Regions from separate parts of the Homo sapiens genome. Here region 2 is linked to region 1. A link is an interaction called in ENCODE POLR2A ChIA-PET data of the cell type or tissue named here. Cell type or tissue: GM12878. All regions are shown on one strand.

Evidence for each region. ChIA-PET counts read pairs that join two places held together with the same protein. Peaks named below come from ENCODE experiments on the same cell type or tissue, not always from the same donor. Only the 100,000 strongest peaks of a DNase experiment are listed, where the experiment ranks them.
Region 2: POLR2A ChIA-PET joins it to region 1 with 10 read pairs; 5 of 35 experiments call an interaction of 5 or more read pairs at or near these places.

The regions. Positions count from the first base shown.
Region 1 is chr12:25,123,781-25,126,280 of GRCh38, reverse strand. The region is part of intron 9 of DNAI7 (dynein axonemal intermediate chain 7); the gene reads left to right. Among named protein-coding and RNA genes, the nearest start is that of DNAI7, 70 kb to the left of the region's middle. In GM12878, no CTCF peak of the experiment used is centred here; no DNase peak of the experiment used is centred here.
Region 2 is chr12:24,951,011-24,953,510 of GRCh38, reverse strand. All of the region lies in intron 1 of BCAT1-DT (BCAT1 divergent transcript), which reads right to left. Among named protein-coding and RNA genes, the nearest start is that of BCAT1-DT, 3.1 kb to the right of the region's middle. RefSeq lists enhancers at 1,157-1,226, 1,607-1,676. In GM12878, no CTCF peak of the experiment used is centred here; a DNase peak (open chromatin) is centred at 1,450; H3K4me3 peaks cover 745 bases; H3K27ac peaks cover 2,324 bases.

The sequences.
Region 1 (2,500 bases):
CAGAGTGGCATTCAGAGCTGTCCACAATCTGGCCCCTGCATCTCTCCAGCCTCAGATCTTTACACCCTCCTAGCATGCCTCACTCCAGCTATACCTGACCACTTGGAGTGCTTGGAATCCTGTTTTGCTTCATGCCTTTCACTTTCACTCACATTAGAATTCTCTCCCACCCTTTTTGGGGGAGGATCTATTAATAATTATCTTTCAATATTTAGTTCAACAAACCTGGAAGCATCACATTACCTGACTTCAAAGTATACTACAGGGCTACAATAACCAAAACAGCGTGGTACTGGTACAGAAACAGGCACATAGACCAATGGAACAGATAAGAGAGACCAGAAATAAGGCCACACATCTGCAAACATCTCATCTTCAACAAAGCTGACAAAAACAAACAATGGGGAAAAGACTCCCTATTCAATTAAAATGGTTCTGGGATAACTGGCTAGCCATATGCAGAAGATTGAAACTGTACCTCTTTCTTATACTGTTTACAAAAATCAACCCAATATGGATGAAAGACTTAAATGTAAAACCCAAAATTATAAAAACCCTGAAAGACAACCCAGGCAATACAATCCTGGACATAGGATGGGCAAAGATTTCATGAAAAAGGCACCAAACGCAATTGCAACAAAAGCAAAAATTGATTAAGTGGCATCTAATTAAACTTAAGAGTTTCTGCACAGCAAAAGAAACTATCAACAGAGTAAACAGCCTGCAGAATGGTGGAAAATATTTGCAAACTATGCATCTGGCAAAGGTCTAATATCCAGCATCTATAAGGAACTTAAATTTACAGGAGAGAAACAACCCTATTAAAAAGTGGGCAAAGGACATGAATAGACACTTTTCAAAAGAAGACATACGTGTGGCCTAGAAGCATATGAAAAGAAGCCCAATATCGCTGATCATTAGAGAAATGTAAATCAAAACCACAATGAGATATCATCTCACACCAGTCAGAATGGCTACTACTAAAAAGTCAAAAAATAAAAGTTGCTGGTGAGGTTGCGGGGAATAGGGAACACTTATACACTGTTGGTGGGAGTGTAAATTAGTTCAACCATTGTGGAAAGCAATATGGTGATTCCTCAAAGAGCTAAAAGCAGAATTACCATTTCACCCAGCAATCCCATTACTGGGTATATACTCAGAGGAATATAAATCATTCTACCATAAAGTCACATGAACGTGAATGTTCATTGTAGCACTCTTCACAATAGCAGAGACATGGAATCAACCTAAATGCCCATCAGTGACAGATTGGATAAAGAAAATGTACATACCCACCATGGAATACTATGCAGCCATAAGAAAGAATGAGATCGTGTCTTTTGCAGGAACGTGGGTGGAGCTGAAGGCTATTATCCTTAGCAAACTAATGCAGGAACATAAAACCAAATGCTACATATTCTCACTTGTAAGTGGGAGCTAAATGATGAGAACTGATGAACACAAAGAAGAGAATGGCAGACACTGGGGCCTACTTAGGAGTAGAGGGTGGGAGGAGAGCAAGGAGCAGAAAAATAACTATTGGGTACTAGGCTTCATACCTAGGTGATGAGATAATCTGTACAACAAACCCCTGTGACCTGAGTTTGCCTGTACAACAAGCCTTCACATGCACCCTCAAACCTAAAATAAAAGTTAAAAAAAAATTTAGTTCAAACTTACTACCTTTAGGTAAGAGAGGTGTTGCCTGTCTTCACCCACACATTTTCCCACAGAATTAACTCCTCTTCCTTGTACTCCTATTGTGGCTCCTTTACTTTATACTACAACACTTACAAAAATATACCCATTTGTTTACTTGCTTCCCTAATAGTCTGGAAGTTCCTTATGTCAGGGACCTTGTTTTTTATTGCCAGTGTCTAGCAATGCCACTACTATTTAGGAGCTCTGTAATTTTTTTTTTGAATGAATAAATAAGGGAGAAGGTTCAGAGGCATGATGGAAAGGGTTTGCAGAGAATGTAATAGTGTTAAAGCTGGTCAGGGGGAAGACACATAGGGCAATATGGTGATGAGAGATGGGAAAGGCTAGTCTACTAAGGGGGACTTGTCTGTGTATGATGGGTAAGAGTCATGGGAATAACTAGCTTTAAATTTCTGACTAGAACTCTGGTATAAGGTTATTCTATTGCTGCAGAAGTACAGGTGCTACCTGAAGTCAAGTGAAGTTTGCTGGATGTCATTCAATTTGCAAGTATTAGCACACACACACACACACACACACACACACAATTTTTATACTAGCAACACTGCATTTATCTAGTGCTTTACATTACCCAAAGTTCTTTTATTTCCATTATCTTATTTGACCCTTAAAACAGTTATCTCCCTCAGCTTCAGTTTCCTTATTTCTTCGGATTGTTTGCAAGATGTGTTATATGTCTGATACACAGTTAAATACCAAATGTGTTATTGTTACATCAGGAATTTGAGGCTCATAATAGTTAAATGACTTGCTCAAGGTCAGAAAGGTAAGTTAGTGG
Region 2 (2,500 bases), 170 kb after region 1:
GTGTACAACAAGGATAAAAATAAATCCAGTGAGTCAAAATTGTCATGGGAAATTTCCCAAAAAGTACAGTATAAATGATTTTCGAGTATTGAACTTGGTGTGTGTCTGTGTGTGTATGCATGTGTGTGTGCACATGTATGTAATGGGCAATGAATGCAAGTATTATAGGAAATATAAAAACAGTACAATTTTGAAGTATTTTTTACTATGAGAAATAGAGAAAGAGAATGACATTGTTTTCTGAGTGTGTAGAGTAGAATTTTAGAGTAGATTTTCCTCTTTTAAGACAGAGTATCATTGCCTTATGTAAACTCTCCTATTCAAATTCCAGGAACTGTTAATAACTCAAGGCAGAGAATATTTGTGAGTTTCTGCTTTCCTAGAGAAAATTTAGTAAGATACAGGGAAGACATTCTGCAGGTAGTTGGCACATATTTTTCATAATGATGGCAATAAAAGCCTTTGTTAATAACAGTGAGGACAAAATGAAGCTGGACTGTCTGGCGCTCTGGAGTCAACCTCAAAATTAGTGTCTATTAGAAATCTTAGAAATGCTGTCTCTTCTTCAGTAAAAGACACTGCCCATAGATGGGTATATGGTATATATCCAGTTTGGATCCAGTTTTCCTTAAATATCTTTTACTGTGACTTGTTTGAAGTACAGTGCCACTGTCAGAGTAACAACCTTCGTTGATCATGAGCCTCATCATTTGGGAAAAGCATGTGTGTTGTCTGGGAGAGAAGCTTTGGGAGTTTACAGTTGACAATGAGGGAGAACTGTGGGGCCCTTCTATCAACACTAAAGGGAAATGGGAGGAGAGACATAGCTAGATTGTTCTTATATTCTTTTTTTTTCTTTTTTTTTTTTTTTTTTTGGAGATGATGTCTCACTCTGTCACCCAGGCTGGAGTGCAGTGAAGTATGAAGTGATCACAGCTCACTGCAGCCTGGATCTCCTGGGCTCCAGTGATCCTTCCACCTCAGCCTTGGGAGTAGCTTAGACTGCAGGCACATACCACCACAAACAGCTAATTTTTGCATTTTTTGTAAAGACTGGCTTTTGCTATGTTGCCCAGGCTGGTCTTGAACTCCTGCTTTGACGTCCCAAAGTGCTGGGATTATAGGCGTGAACGCCCGGCCCTCATATTCTTCTGTGGATGTTAATTCCCTAACTTTCTCACTTCCCTTCAAGCTCTTTTTTTTTTTTTTTTTTTAAATATATACTACCTTCTCTCTTCCTTTGTTGCTAACATCAAAAGAATCCTTAAGTAGGGGTAACAGCAACAGGGTTGGAGGTGAAACTGTACCTTCAAGCCAAAAACAGCCTGAAGGCTGAAAGACCAGACTGCTGGTCCTGGATGAAATCCATGACGCAGAGTGAGAATTTCTGTTCCTGTTTGCCTGCCCCTCCCCTATTCTGAGCCGATAAAAAGCCCCAGGACTCAGCCTCATGGAGGAGACTTTCCTGCCTTCGGGTAGGGGGACCACCCCCGCTTCCCTCTCTGCTGAAAGCTGTTTCATCCCTCAGTAAAACTCCCCGCCTTGCTCACTCTTCAATTGTCAGCACATCTTCATTTTTCTTGGGCATGGGGCAAGAACTCAGGAACCAATGTGCAAGGCAAACTTGTCTCAGGCGGGCAAATTGCGTGGGGTGCCTCCTGCAGCAGGTAGTATGCCCCGAGCTAGGCCTCCGGCATTGCCGGCTAGAGGTCCTTGACTGGCAAAGGGACTGAGAAAAATCCTGCATTGAGGGAGAGGGGGGCGAGGGGCGGTCGTTGGATCTAGGAGTAATTGCCAGGCTTGCTCTAGAACTTATTAATGCATTTATATCTATGACCCCATCACTCTCTATCCCCTTATTACTCTTTCTCATAAAATTTACCACATGGTACCTGTTTTTTTTTTTTTTTTTTTTTTTTTGAGACTGAGTCTTGCTCTATTGCCCAGGCTGGAATGCAGTGGCATGATCTTGGCTCACAGCAACCTCTCTGCCTCCCAGGTTCAAGCGATTCTTGTGACTCAGCCTTGTGAGTAGCTGGGATTACAGGCACCCCGCAACCACGCCCGGCTAATTTTTAGTAGAGACGGGGTTTCACCATGTTGGCCAGGCTGGTCTCGAACTCCCGACCTCAAGTGATCTGTCTGCCTCAGCCTCCCAAAGTGCTGAGATTACAGGTGTGAGCCACCATGCCGGGCCATAGAGTAACATCTTTATTGAGATATAATTCACATAACATACAATTCACCTATTTAAAGGGTATAATTCAGTGGTTTTTAGTGTGTTCACAGGGTTGTGTAACCATTACCACAATCTAATTTGAGAACATTTTAATCAATTCAAAAAGAAATCCAACGCCCATGAACATTCACTCTGCATTCCACCCTGTCCCCAGATTGAAAACAACTATGTGTTTTCTGTCTCTATGGATTTTCCTGTTCTGCACATTTCAGATAAGTGGAATCATATAATATGTAGTCATTTGTGAGACGCTTCTTTCAC